Regions from separate parts of the Homo sapiens genome. Here region 1 is linked to region 2. A link is an interaction called in ENCODE POLR2A ChIA-PET data of the cell type or tissue named here. Cell type or tissue: PC-3. All regions are shown on one strand. Links, peaks and the distances in the headings refer to the core of each region. The heading gives the core; the rest is flanking DNA.

Region 1 (7,891 bases), core at 2,594-6,593, 190 kb after region 2:
CCTGCTGGAGGACAAAGCTGGGGCTAGATCAGCAGCAGGAAGTGCCTGTGAGAACAAGAAATTTGTAGTCCCAACAACATGCAATGGTTAACCAGAGATAAACCATTAAAGATGCTATGAGGCTTCTTTTATTGTGCCTGCCTTCTATTTTAGAGAGACCCATATTCGGGAAATGCCTTTCTGCCTGGTGAAAGCTCCAGTGAGGATGAAGAGCCTTTAGCAGAATTGTCAAAGGAAGAATTGTGCGCCAAAATAAAAAGCCTGAAAGAAAAACTAACAAACACCCGGAAAGAAAACAGCCGACTTCGACAGTCTTTGGTCATGCTTCAAGGTAAACTTTGAGAAAATTGACATTTTAGATAAAAGGGAAAGTATATGATCAGTGGAAAGTATTGCAAATTAGCTGTCAAGAATGAAGAAGAAAATCCACACCTCTGGGAGCTCAAAAAATCACAGTTTTAGAAAAAATCACTGATTATATAATTTAAATACAAAAGCACTCTATTGAAGGATCTAGCTTATGGCTTGAAAATTTTTAGATTCTCCTACAAAATACTAAATATTATATTCATTTAATAGTTTTTAAGAGATTATTTATTGAGCATTTAATATACACGACTCACAGTGCTAAGCCCTAGAGACAAAAGATTATTAAGACAGAGCAAATATGATAAGTTACTCATGATGTACTTAGGTCACCCCTGTCTGCTAGGGAAATCTCTAGAAAATGGAGCTTATTGTGATTCTTCATGAAATCACTGGAATTAGAGTCCATATAGTACATTTTCATTTTTTTCTGTTGGGAAGAGTGTCTTGGGAAAATAATAAAAATAATAGCATTCCACTGGAAACATATAAAGAAGAAAGATCATCACAAAATACTCCAGTGGCTGGAAAAAAAATGAAAAAAGGAGAAAGACAGCATAAGCAAATTAAAAACTACTTGGCTTAATGCCTTTTTGTAGGATCCTATGTGATGTTCATGTGTTTATTTTTTCAAAAATTATGCTTTCCATTTGTAGTTAAGCACTATATATTTTTTATACAGCTGAATATTTTATAATAAGGATACTATGTTGGCAGCACTCAGTTGTAAAACAGTAAATACACAGAACATTTTGAAAATAAGTCCTTCCAGTTGCTGTGTACAGAATGAGTACAAGTGGTACAAGAAAGTGAGGCAGAACCACCAGAAAGGCCATACAATTGTCCAGTCTCACATGGTAGCAACCTACCCTAGAACAATGGCTTATGAAAATAGAGGGGTTCACAATGCATTTGGAGACAGAATAGTAATAAGAGACAGATAGAACACAGTGATGAATGAGGTTGAGAGTAATGATTCACATCCTTTCCTAAGAATATTTGTTAAATTAAAGGCTTCATACTTTTAAGTAGAAATAGCCACATGTAAGTAGAAAGATGTTATTCAATTGACAAGGCATTACCTCTTTATTTCTTCACTTCATTTTTTTATTTGTTTGTTTTGTAGAAACAGGGTCTTGCTCTGTTGCCCAGGATGGAGTGCAGTGGTGAGATCATAGCTTACTGCAACCTCAAACTCCTAAGCCTAAGCAACCCTCCTGCCTCAGCCTCCTGAGTAGCTAGGACTTTTGGCATGCACCACCACACCCGACTAATTTTTTAAATTTTTCATAGAGATGGGGGTCACACTGTGTTACCCAGGCTGGTTTTGAACTCCTGGCCTCAAGCCATCCTCCTGCTTTGGCCTCCCAAAGTGCTGGGATTACAGGTGTGAGCCACCGTACCTGGCCTTATTTCTTCATTTTACATATTATGTTTTTAAAACTGATGTTTTCTTTTGACTAGTTTTTTGTGATTTCCAAAGAATACATAATACCCATTTTTATATAATCTCTTCCAGAACTTAGCATAGGATGAAAAGCTAGTTTATAAAATTAGCATGAATTGCTAGTTAAAAGCATTAATCTTGGCCGGGCGCAGTGGCTCACGCCTGTAATTCCAGCACTTTGGGAGGCCGAGGTGGGTGGATCAAGAGGTCAGGAGATCAAGACCATCCTGGCTAACACTGTGAAACCCCGTCTCTACTAAAAATAGAAAAAATTAGCCAGGCGTGGTGGCGGGCACCTGTAGTCCCAGCTACTGGAAGGCTGAGGCAGGAGAATGGCATGAACCTGGGAGGCGGAGCTTGCAGTGAGCCGAGATCGTGCCCCTGCACTCCAGCCTGGGCGACAGAGCGAGACTCCATCTCAAAAAAAAAAAAAAAAAAAAAAAAAAAGGCATTAATCTTGGAGCTGTAGACCTTGGTGTGAAGCCCGACTTTGCTGTAAAACTTTGGCCATATTATTTCACTGTGCCCTTATCCCCCACTAAGGTTTCCTCATCCAAAAAGCAGAGGAAGGCAATATATGATTTCCTTGTTGCTATGAGAATTCAATGAGCTAATTAGTAGAAATGCTTTACCTAGTACCTGGCACAAAAGAAGAACTCAGTAATGGTAGTTATTATTGTTATTATACATTTTTATTGACACCTGACACATAATCCATCCCCCAAAAAACTGTAGGCTAAATTTCATTATAAATATAGAAGAGAAAATTTTAAATAAAGAGTGCCAATCAGCTTCAATAGCATATAAAAATAATCACTTACTATGACCAGTTTCTTCTCTCTCCCACGCTCCAAATTGCCATTTCATTTTCTTCTCTTTCTGCCAATTCCAAGTCTTCTTAATTCTCAGTTGATGGCTTTACTTCTTACTTCTCTGAGAGGTGGAAGGATAGGAAGCCACTGCCATCTCCCTGCACCTGTGCTTCTGTGCCCCCTTTACTTCCTATTATTTATGAATAACCTATCCTTGTGAGTCTCAATCTCCTTCAGTGCACCAGATCCCATCCCCTTTTTTGTAATCAGTATATTGCTCCAGAGATTCTGCCCTGTCTCCTGCAAGATCAAGTTTTCCTTCTCTAATGAATCATTCCCATTAGTATCAAACATACTATTATTTCTCCCATTTAAAAAAAAAAAAACAAAAACCTCACTTTCAGACCATTTGCTTCTCTACCTTCTATTTTTCTCCTTCCTCTTATGGAAAAACTCCTCAAAACTCTTGACTATACACACTCTATTCAGTTTCCTCCCTGTTATTCTTTCTGGATCCCACTCCAATTAGATCCTTTAATTTCATTGTAATTTCTCATCTCATGATCATCAGTCATCTCCATGTATTAGCTAGCTAGGGCTGCAGTGACAAAGTACCACAAACTAGGTGGCTTAAACCACAGAAATTTATTCTGTCACCTGTCTGGAGTTTGGAATTACAAAATCAAGGTGTCAGCAGGGCCATACTCCCCCTGCAGGTGCTAGGAATAATCTGTTCAGGTTTCTCTCCTAGCTTCTGATTGTTCCTTGGATAAGTCAGCATAACCCCAATCTTCACAGGATGTTCTTGTGTGCTTCTCTCTCTGTGTCTAAACCTCTCCCTTTTTATAAGAACACCAGTCGCATTATATTAGGGCCCACCCTAATGACCTCATTTCAACTCGATTACATCTGTAAAAACCCTATGTCCAAATAAGGTCACATTCTGAGGTAATAGGGGTTAGTCTTCCGACACATCTTTTTGGGGGACACAGTTCAATCATGATATTCTGCATTGCTAACCACAATAGTCATTTATCACTTGTCATCTTAAGTGCCCTGTTACCAGCATTTTGACACATTTGGACAACTCTCCATCCTTGAAAAAGGTCCTTTGCTGCTTTCCAGGATACCAAAATCACCAGCCTTCCTCCTATATTGCTGGTCTTTCCATCTTATTCCATTTAGCTGATTCATTGTCTCATCCTCTAAATATTTTATGAGTCCCCTGGCTCAGTACTAGGACTTTTTTCTTTTCTATCTGCATTCATTCTCTAGATGACCGTCTCCAATAATATGGTGTAAATATCCATCAATGAGGCTGGGCACAGTGGCTCACACCTGTAATCCAGCTCTTTGGGAGGCCAAAGCGGGTGGATCACTTGAGACCAGGAGTTTGAGACCAACCTGGGCAACGTGACAAAACTCCATCTCTACTCAAAATACAAAAATTAGCCAGGCATGGTGTTGCGTGCCTATGGTCCCAGCTACCCGGGAGGCTGAGGCACGAGAATTGCTTGAACCCAGGAGGTTGAGGTGGCAGTGAGCTGAGATTACACCACTGCACTCCAGCCTGAGTGACATAGCGAGACTCTGTCAAAAACAAACAAACAAAAACAAAAACAAAAAAAAACACACAAAAATCAATGAGCTATGATTGTCAGAGTTCTATTTCCTGCCTGGGCCTCTCTAACTCATTGTCTAACTGCATGCTTAACATGACTGATAGGCTAACATGTTTCAAACCACATTCCTCACCTCCTTCAACCTGTTTCTTTCTTCCTCATCTTAGCTAATGTTAACTTCATTGTTCAAGTTCCTTAAACCAGAAACTATGATGTTATCTTCATGTTATCTTCTATTTCTGTATTTATTTTACACCCCACACTCAGTCCATTAGCAAATCCCACTAGCTTTGCCTTCAAAATATTTCTGAAACTCAATCCCTTTTACCACTCCTACTGCTGCTACTCTGGTCCTAGCCACCATTACCTCTCATCTATATAATTAAGGTGGCATTGTAACTTGCATCCCTACTTCTGTTCTTGTTCCTATGAGGTCTATTCTCAACCCAGCAGTGAGAATGATTCTGTTAAATGTTAATCAGTTCCTGTCCTCCTGTGCTTAAAACTCTCCAGTGGATTTGTACCTCACTCAGTATAAAAACTAAAGTCTTTTTATGATCTTTGGCTCCTTACATGATCTGGCCACCTCCCCTCCACTTACTTCTCTTGCCTTCTTTTCTACTCTTCATCCTCTCCTTCTCTGTGATCCAGACACACTGGACCACTTACTTTCCCTCCGAAGACATCAGGCATGATCTTGTCTTTAGTGTCTTTGTGCTTTCCATCACCTCTGCCTAGAATGTTCTTCTTCCAGTTATCCATATGCCTTGAACCCCCATTTCTTTCAGATCTTCACTGCTAATTCATCTTTTCCGTGACCTTCCTCCCATCTAAAATTTCAACCTTTCTTCTCCCAGTTTTTATTCTCCTCCCCTGTTTTGTTTCCTTTTTGGCACTTGCAACTCTGTGTAATCTATTATGTATTTAATATTGTCCATCTCCCCATCTCCCCACCACATACACACACACTAGAATTTAACCCTAGAAACGAAGTAGTAAAGTTGGCAATTGACTAGACTTCTGGCAACAGAAGTCAGGAACTGCCTACTGCCACTGCAGTGTTCATTTCTGCATTTATTCATTTTATTTATTTATTTTTTGAGACGGAATCTCACTCTGTCGCCCAGACTGCAGTGCAGTGGCGCAATCTCGGCTCACTGCAAGCTCCGCCTCCCAGGTTCACGCCATTCTCCTGCCTCAGCCTCCTGAGTAGCTGGGACTACAGGTGCCTGCCACCACGCCTGGCTAATTTTTTGTATTTTTAGTAGAGACGAGGTTTCACGCATTAGCCAGGATGGTCTTGATCTCCTGACCTCGTGATCCACCCACCTCGGCCTCCAAAAGTGCTGGGATTACAGGCATGAGCTACCGCGCCTGGCCCATTTATTCATTTAGTAAATATTTATAAAGTCCCTACTATGTGAAAGGGACTATTCTAAATACCGAGAAAACTCAATGAACAAAACAAAGATTCCTGCTTTCACGGAGCGTGTGTGTGGGGGTGGGGGGCGGCAAGAGGCATCTGGATAGTTAAAAAACATACAAAAGATAATTCACTAAATTATATAATATGTTGAATGGTGAAAGGTGCTATGGAAAAAATAGAGGCTGCAAAAAAAGATTACGTTTTGAGGGAGAGGGAGTGGTTTACAATGTTAACGGCATGTTTATAGCAGGCCTTCTTGTAAAGCTGCAGTTGGGAACTAGGAAGATAACAGAAAGTTGAAATCTCTTGTATAATACTATTAAGAAAGGGGTCTAAGGGAAGACTATATGCTGATTATTTACTTTGTTTGCAATAATGTTCCTAACTCTTTAAGAATCAGGGCTGTTTCTGTGTTTGTAAAGCCTGCTAACTAAGAAAAATGGCAGAATGAATATGCTATTCTAGAAATTCAGGATGGCAAACGTGTGTGTGCTATGTGTGTGTGTGTTAAGTATTTAATACATATCTTGTGCACTACAACTGACCAGCACAATAGGATGTGAAAGAAAATAAGTGATATATCTGTTGTATAGAAAGGTATTAAATTGTCAGTATTTATCATGTGTACACCTAGGAAAAACAAAGCATCAGCCAAAAACTTGACTCTTGTAAGTAATGAGATTTTAGTAAAGAATGAAAAATCAATGTTTTTAGACTCCAAAAAAATCAACTGAAAATGGATTAAGACCAGAAACTATGGAACTTCTAGAAGAAAACATTGGGAAATGCTTCATGACATTGGTCTGGGAAAGGATTTTTTTTTAATAAGACCCCAAGAGCATAGGCAACAAAAGCAAAAAAAAAAAAGAAGGAAAGAAAGAAAAAGGCAAATAGAATCACATCAAACCAAAAAGCTTCTACACAACAAAGGAAACAATCAACAGAGTGAAGAGACAACCTCTGAAATGGAGAAAATGTTTGCAAACTCTGCATCTGACATGGGGTTAATATCCAGAAAATATAGGGAACTCAAACAACCCAATAGCAAAAAATCAAATAATTCTGTTTAAAAATGGGCGAGAAAATTGCTGGGTTCATCAGCCCACTCTGCTGAAGCCATGGTGCAGCAGTTTCCTCTCTGCTTCACTCACAGGACCCAGGCAGGTGTCCAGGCATTAGGAGCACCCACTCACCTGGTTCAGCAGCCTGAGTTGCTCCCCACCCTTCTTGGGCATAAATCTTGGTGCAGTGGGACTCTCTCCACTCCATGCCCAGGCAGATCTCCAGGTATTCAGAGCACTTGCTCATGTGGATCAGGAGCTTGATTCACCCCACCCTTTCTGTACAGAGATTCATGGAGATTCTGTACAGTGATGGCATGGAGGCCATCTCTGCTTCATGCCCAGGCAGATCTCCAGGCATTTGGAGCACTTGCTCAGCTGGTTCAGCAGCCTGAGCTGCCCCACCCTTCTTGTGCAGAGAACCAGGTGCAGGGGGATCCTCACTGCTCCACATTCAAGCAGATCTCCAAGCATCTATTGCACTCACTTTCCTGGATTAGTTTAGGCCACGTTCCTCATGCCTGTGCAAAGAGCTTGGGGCCAAGGAGATTTCCCAGCTCCACAACTAGGCACACCTCTGGGCGCTTGGTGGCCACCCACTGGATTCCCCATCAGTGCTGATGCTTGTGCCTGCTATCAGGAGACCTGAAGGTGGACCTGTCCATCCAGCCCTGCCCATTTTGGTCCCTCCTTCCCCTGCAGCTAAGCAGAGAGCACAGACCACTGTGTACTCCACCAATCAGCCCATTGACTGAGACCACAGAGAACTTCTCTCAGTAAAACAAGGATCAAGTCTATACCCAGCCACTTTGGTTGCAGCCAGCTCTTACCTATAAGTGCCATGTACTAGTCTGTAGGTCAAACTGCATGGCCCGATATAAAACCTGCCAACAGAAGTGCATAGACCTGGCCGCCCATTGTCTGGGATGTGAGGAGCGCCTCTGCCCAGCCGCCCCGTCTAGGAAGCGAGCCCCTCTGCCTGGCTGCCCCGTCTGGGAGGTGAGGAGCGCCTCTGCCTGGCCACCCATCGTCTGGGATGTGAGGAGCGCCTCTGCCCTGCTGCCCCATCTGGGAAGTGAGGAGTGCCTCTGCCCGGCCGCCCCGTCTGGGAGGTGTACCCAACAGCTCCAAAGAGACAGCGACCATCGAGAACGGGC
Region 2 (7,891 bases), core at 1,378-5,377:
AGTCTAAAGAAGTGATAATATAAAATGTATTTAATGTTCTAATCTTACTAATACAAGTCACACAATAATTTTTTTTTTTTTTTTTTTTGAGATGGAGTCTTGCTCTGTCACCCAGGCCGGAGCGCGATGGTATGATCTCAGCTCACTGCAACCTCCACCTCCCGGGTTCAAGCGATTCTCCTGACTCAGCCTCCCGAGGAGCTGGGATTACAGGCATGTGCCACCACACCTGGCTAATTTTTGTATTTTTAGTACAGGAGGGGTTTGGACATGTTGGCCAGGCTGGTCTTGAATGCCTGACCTCAGGTGATTGGCCCACCTCAGCCTCCCAAAGTGCTGGGATTACAGGCGTGAGCCACCACACCCAGCCGTCCACATAATAATTATTAAGAGAGAAACTAAAGCCAATTTCTAATTCCTTAATATCTACTACCATTTCTATTTTTTGTTTTTTCATTCATCTATTTAATTTTTATATTTAAGGAATAATCTGAGCATTATTAGCAGAATGATGACATGGAATTAACAATATGAGTACCCTATTAAAATTTTTATAATTCTATAAACAATCAAAATTATATTTTCTGATATCCATGGACAATGAGCAACAATTTTCTTAGCTCTATGAATTTAAGTACCACTTTTCTTAAAACTCTTAGGGAAAAAATGTAAGTCAACCTTTTAAATTTGGTAACGGGAAACTCAGCCAATAACACTTTAACAAAGTGTAGCATGTAAGATTTTAATAAATATTTTTGTTTGGGCTTTAATACTACTAGTTTTATACATGTATATATATATACATATATACACAAACTATGAACATCCTAGTAGGATTCAACCACTGAGAATTATATCAAATATTGACTCCTAACTGCCAGCTAGACTCTAACAGGACATTAAGACAAAGACATCTTTTAGGACAAAGCATGAGCTCATGGGAACGTACTAATTTATCTGATATAGCACAGTGCCCTACTTTTTAGTAGCAAGACCTTTCCCTTGCTTTACACACATTACACCCATTGATATCCATGGGAGCCTGATGCAGGAAAGGAGCACCATGTGGCCTCTTGGAAGGGAAAAATTTATGTCTGCTTTTGAATGTTGTTTGCCACCTGGAAGCCAGCCAAACCAATATAAACATCCCCATTCATAAAGCACTGGATAATTCTTTGTCTTCAGTAAATTCCAGACTTTTGAAAAGGTCAAATTCAATTCGAGAAAAGGGAAATCATTATACTTTAAGAAGGCCCAGAACACAGAAAGAATATCATACATTAAAAGATAGTACAGTACTGACAAATAATCCAAAATACTGTAGCTGAGATGAAAATCTGCAATAATAGCTGCCATTTGGGGGCTGTTTTTAATGTGTTAAGCATTGAGCTAAATGCTTTACATAAATCATCCCATTTGATTCTCACAAAAATCAGGGAAGTGGATGTTATCCATATTTTGCAGGTGAGGAAAGTCAATCTTAGGTTAACTGGCAGAACCAAAACTGTAAAACCCTGTGCTCCTAAAATACTACAGCGTACCTACCATTAACTGTAGAACAAGGGCAATAATATTAGCCAAGTGTCTGGATATAGCCTATTCCTTGGGAAATCACTTTTAAAATTTATGCTGCAATCTTACTTGGTAACTTTGCTTAGTTTTCCATCGGCGTTGTTTTTTTCTTTCTTAATATCTATCATAGTGACACTATTGATTAAATACACCTTCAGTTTCTTAAATGTTAAGGAGACTGCAAAATATGAAAAAAAACAATAGAATAGCCTTTAATGGGACCATGTGAGTACAAGCATCTTCCATTTAACCTAACTACCACCATTTTCTTTTGATATAATTATCAAACTTTTCACGCAATCATTTTCTGCACTGCCAGAGGCAGAGCTCCCTTTCAATAAAAAAGATATGAGGAGATGCTTTTCCAACTCGTACAACCCCTGATATGAATCTTACAGGCAGACCAGGCTGGCCAACAAAGTCAACTCCCATCCTGACAGACCAAGAGTTCAAATACTTTAATACTGTGGTAACCCCGACCTTTTACATTATTCTAAGATGCCTTCTGTTAAAGCTTAGAACAACTCCCTAGGGAGCAGTGCCACAGGAATTTCTGTAGTTCATGGAAAAATCTGAAAAGCACAGATACAATTTCTTTGTAACCCAATCTCCAAAAATGGGAGATTTGAAGTGAAGGGAAGATTTGTGTTAGAAATGAAGGCAGCTTTCCCATCACATAAATGAAAGCAAAGAACAAAGGTCAAGGGTCACCACCCCATTTCACTGAATCTAAAGTCCTCAATACCAAACATATGACCAAATTCAGTCTTCCAAATTGTTACAATTTAGCTGGCTATCTTTACTGCGTAAATTTGAATATACTGTTTAAATCATAGATTTCATTTACAAAATCAAACTACCAAGACACAGGATACACTAAGGTGTATATATTGCATAATTAAGTAGTAAAACATCCCAAGGGCTCCAACCACAATTAGATTTTTACCGTAAGGATTGAATGCATGGTAATCAGAGAGATCATCTGTGACTCTGCAATGAGAAGGATTTACACAATTTCCAAATTCTGAAAACCAGGTTATTGCAATGCCTCTGAAATACAGTTCTAGGAAAAGCTGTCGTTAAGTAAGATTAAAAATAAATGTTAAAAAAAAATTTAAGGTAATTATGACCCTAGTTTCACAGAGATAACTGTTTTGGTATTACTAAAATTTACTATTGATACTATATACTGATTTAAAGAGAAAGAAATAACAAGAAATATTATATTGCTTGCTCCAAAGAAATCTTAATATATCTTAGCCTCTTTTGACAATTAAAATCTGCTGAGGCTCAATACAGGTTTACCTAAAATTCCACTGCAATAGTACATTTTTTAAGGCCACATCATAGAAGAGACAATGCTCTAACGACCACGCTAAAGAAGTTCCATTAAATACATATGCACAGAGGAAATGAACATAACTGTATTAAGCCAAACTATAATCCTCCCCAGATCTTGTTAGAGTAAGCCTTTATTCTGTTGATAATAATTATCAGTAATCCCTTACATACAAGAACACTTCTCGCCCATTACTGATTCATAAAAAGTAGAATCAGCAAGTTTTGCTACTATAGTGTCATTTCAAGCTGTCATTTCAAGCTGAGGTTGCTTAACTAATTTTGAACTCACTTTACAAGATGTAAAAATTATATCCCTTTTAATTCTAAATTTTTCATTAAATTTCATTTAGGGTACAAAATTGTGAGTGTTCTGATTATATAAAGATCATTTCCATATTTTTAATTTTATATTTAATTTTAAACATTTAAATAAATATATATTCTACAAATCATCATTTATTCATTAAAATTACTCAGATTACTTTTGTCTGTAAAACAAGGTCTAAACAACTGACAGAGTTCTCAAGCTAAGTTGATAAATAATTCATAAATCATGTGCATCATGCAGTTTCTAAAGAAACTGAATCATCTGGGACTGGGGAAACAAACGAGGCAGCCAAGAGTTTTGATTTCCTATGTGGGTGTCAGCAAATCAAATACCTTCCTTATGACTGAGTTAGTTTATATAGAAACAAGGTAAAATACAAGGTCTTTGGAAAATCACATTCACTATTGGAAGACAAAATTTCCATGTTATCTTAAAAAATAAAACTGAACTTACTATTAACTGAAATTTGAAGTTAATATCACCATGGAGTCAAAATACTATCCCTGAACTACTACAGTAGTTATACCAGCTCTTAAGTAAAAACGAACAGATTCACATTAAAAACAAACAAAAAAAAACACCTTCAGTATTTCCTAGTTAAGCAGAATGATTAAAGAGCAAAACAACTGGTTAAACTATCAATTTGGTTAAATGATTTTTATTGAATAAGACAAGCATGGGATGTCACTTTTCAAAGAACTACAATAAGCTGCTAACATTTATTATCTACCATGTGCCTACTGGCACCATTCTAAGAGTGTAACTTAAATTAATCCTCAAAACAGGCAGGTACTAGTATCATTCCCATTTCAGAGAAAAGGAAACTGATACACAGATGGGATACACACTTTGCCCAGATTTAAACAGTTGGGAAGTGGCATATTTTGTTCTAAAACCAATACTGAATACAATGTAATGATTATTTGATGATTCAGAAAGGAATAGAATATTTAGTCCCAAATACAGACTCTTTCTGAAGTTAAATCATGACTGTACAAAAATGTAGACATCACATAGACACAGATATCCCAAATCTCCCCGTAAGAAATTGCTTTGCATTTCCCTGAAGGACCCTGACAGTGCTGACATGCAAACCTCATTAGGATGGGGGTAAGTGACAAGGTTCTGATTTCAAAACAGTGGACTTTCTGAATTCATAAGACTGAGAATAACAGTGTAACAACCAGTTGATTTAGTCACTATCAAATTATTTTCACATCTCATCTTCTAAAAAGTTTTAAATAAAAAATATCATTTTCTCCCCCACTTTCCCATAAATGAGGCAAAATTTAAAAATATATATTCTGTGCAAACACTTAAAGTATGTTATTCTAGTTAAGTTATTGCCCAATCTACAAAATACTCCAGTGGAAAATGGGGTGATAGTGAGCTAGCCCCAAACTCTGAAAATTAAACCCATAAACACATAGTAGGAGAGATTAAGACAGTGACATACAAAAAGAGCAAAATCTTCCAAGCAAAAGCAGAAAGCAATATTGGAAAATCAAAGGAAGACTGGACTAAATGCAAGGAAAGCTGTGGCCTAATCAATGGTATTAACATAATCCAAAGGAAGAATGTGTAAACAGCTACAGCTGGAGAATGAATGGTAGTGTGGAGTAGAGAAAAGAGAGGCCCTAAAAGCAAGCGTGTGGCAGTGTTCATCAGCCATGCTGACCATAAAGGGAGCCCTGAGCAGCTGCTACTAACCATCTGGTTGCTGGGCAAGAATAACTATTTGGCAGAGGTGGATCCAACAGGCCATCATTACTTGATGGTAAAGATGACAATGATGATAATAATGACAACAACTTGTATTGTGCAGTAAACTTTTTGCCAGGCATAACATTAGGCCTTTAACATACATCAATTCACTTAACCCTTAGACAAAACCAATGACATATTATCCCTATTTTATAGACAAGGAAGATGACGCTCACAGAAGCTAAGAAACTTGACCAAGGTCACTCCATAAGTGACAGAGCCATGATTTGAACCCAGATATGAGTCTATATAATATACCTATAGCTCTATATACCTATAAAGATGGCTGAGAGAAATTAAAGGAGATCTAAATATATACTACGTTCATAGATCAAATGACTCAATATTGATACTTGTGAATTTCTCCCCACTGACCTTTTTTTTGAGACAGGGTCTCGCTCTGTCCCCCAGGCTGGAGTGCAGTGGCACAATCTCAGCTCACTGCAACCTCCGCTTCCCAGGCTCAAGCAGTCCCCCCATGTCAGCCTCCCAAGTAGCCTGGACTAGAGGTGTGTGTTTTTTGTAGAGACAGGGTTTTGCCATGTTGTCCAGATTGGTCTTGAACTCCTGGGCTCAAGCGATCCACCCACCTTGGCTTCCCAAAGTGTTGTGATTACAGGTGTGAGCCACTGCATCCAGCCTCCCAACTGATCTTTAGACTCAACACAATTACAATCAAAATCATGGCAAACATTTTTATAGAAACTGATAAACTGATTTAAAAATTTACATGGAAATATAAAGGAACAGACTAGCCAAAACAATTACGTAAAAGGACAAACTGGGACTCACATTACCTGATTGCAACATTTAAAGCTATCATCATCAAGATGGTGTGGTAATGGCATAAAATTAAACACACGGGTCAATGGAACTGAACAGGGTCCAGACAGACCTAGCAATATAGGGTCAACAGATTCTTCCCAGAGGTGCCAAGTTAATTCAACGGAAGAAAGGACAGTTTTTTCAACAAATAGTGCTGGAAAAACTAGACATTCATACGTAACTAGCATATTACCTAGCATCATACACAAAAGTTAATTCAAAACAGACCACAGTCCTAAATGTAAGGGACAAAACTATAAAACTTCTAGAAAAAAATGTAGCTGCATATCTTTATAATCTTGAGTTAGGCAACAACTTCTTAGACATGTCATCAAAAGCATGAACCACAAAAGAAAAAAATTGGTAGGCTGGACTTCATCCCAATAAAAATTTTTTGCTGGTCAAAACATAATTCCTATTACTTCCAATTCCAGGCATACTATGGCTTCTCATACAGATTTTCTGATAGAAAAAAATGTACTAGTCTTCTATCCAACATGAATGTCCAAACCACTTGGCTGTTGAATTCTTTTCACTATACGTTAATAAACAAGTTCTGGTTTAAACATCAGGCACCTTGGAGTTTGTTTACCTAGAAAGGGTGAGTCTCCCTGGGCTAAGAACCAGACCCTGAGCTATGACGTCATCCAAGTAACACCCCATGACTTCTGGCCCACCTACCCAAGCCCTAACAAAGTCCACAACTGTTTGTTATAGTTTCTTTTGAAAAACAGTACTTTGTTTAAAAAAAAAAAACCAACTGAGATTGTCCGTGCTGCTACTTTTTTCTCAAAAATACAAAAGTCTATAGGAATCGTTTATATTTGCTATTAAATACTCCAGCAATAAAGTTTGAGGACAAAAAGCGTTGAGAGACATGAAACATGAAAAGTTTGAAATAAAAACAAACCACAGTAATAATAAAACTTAATGCAGTGGGAAAAAAATGTAAAATTCATGTTTTCCATTCTTATTTTTTAAATCATGGAGAAGAAAGGGTAAAAAATGATTTACCATTTATCTAATATGTTGTAATTGTTTCCTAAATGAAAATAATAAAATTATCCACAATTGAGCTAACCCAACATTCCTTTAATAAAGAAGACTACGGATGTGGCTACTTAGATTCAGCATAAAATATCATTCTATTTACTTTTTGCTATTCAAATTAAATTTGATTTCCCACAACTAGTAAGATGTATTCTACAATTTGTTTTCCTGCAGTAAGATTCAATTGAGAGGTTAAAATAAATGAACCAGTGAAACTTTTATAATCAGCAGATGGAGCACAAGCTAATAATAGAAACTAGACAACATTTCCTCCCACCTGCTGGTATTCTGTGTTTATCAGTCAGTGATAACTTCAGTAATTTGTGAATAATGGCTAGTGGGCAAATTTGTTGCATGAGTCTGGTGTAAGTCTGGTTTATATTGGACTGCCTAATGTGAATCCCACAGTGCGGTGCAGCCTTCCTCATCACCCACACTGCCCTCCATGGTCATCTGTAATGTCAAATCACTCAGCATCTGATGGCAAAGGGAACAGCTGGGAGGCAGGATTGTGTGAGGACTCTACACTATTGACTCACTCCTCTCAAACCTCCCCACCTTCTCTTGAAAGGCACTCATCCCTCTTCTGCCCTGTGATCTGCTTCTTGGTGCTCTCCCTTAAGCCTCCAAGATACTACCGCACCCCAAATTCTTTCTCTGTCTCCCACTCCAAAGTCAATCTCATCAGTCACAAAGTATTCAAGGAATGGGTCTGGTATCAGGGAACAAATCTCAACTGCCCCTCCCCGAGTGAGGCATAACTTCTGAATGCTCCAATCATCTTTTTCTGTCAGGGCATCAGTCAGGGTGCTAGCTAGAGTCTCAGGGGTATACAAATCTTTCAAACACTATTAAACAATCTTATTTCACAACCTAACCATTTGAGTGGTAGCATAAATTAAATTTAATAATGAATATTGCCATCTTATGATGATTATATTCTTATATAGTCAAACATTAGAAACCAAAGAAATTAGAGCCTGCAATATACTATCTCTCATAGTTCTACCT

What was found. ChIA-PET counts read pairs that join two places held together with the same protein. Peaks named below come from ENCODE experiments on the same cell type or tissue, not always from the same donor. Only the 100,000 strongest peaks of a DNase experiment are listed, where the experiment ranks them.
Region 1: POLR2A ChIA-PET joins it to region 2 with 5 read pairs; 2 of 35 experiments call an interaction of 5 or more read pairs at or near these places.

What each region holds. Positions count from the first base shown.
Region 1 is chr6:56,992,225-57,000,115 of GRCh38, forward strand. It overlaps BEND6 (BEN domain containing 6), which reads left to right. Exons shown (of 7, transcript NM_152731.3): 3 at 154-331. Among named protein-coding and RNA genes, the nearest start is that of BEND6, 41 kb to the left of the region's middle. In PC-3, for the core only: a CTCF peak has its summit at 3,324; no DNase peak of the experiment used is centred there.
Region 2 is chr6:56,801,680-56,809,570 of GRCh38, forward strand. The region is part of intron 4 of DST (dystonin); the gene reads right to left. Among named protein-coding and RNA genes, the nearest start is that of DST-AS1, 38 kb to the right of the region's middle. In PC-3, for the core only: no CTCF peak of the experiment used is centred there; a DNase peak (open chromatin) is centred at 3,532; H3K27ac peaks cover 1,739 bases.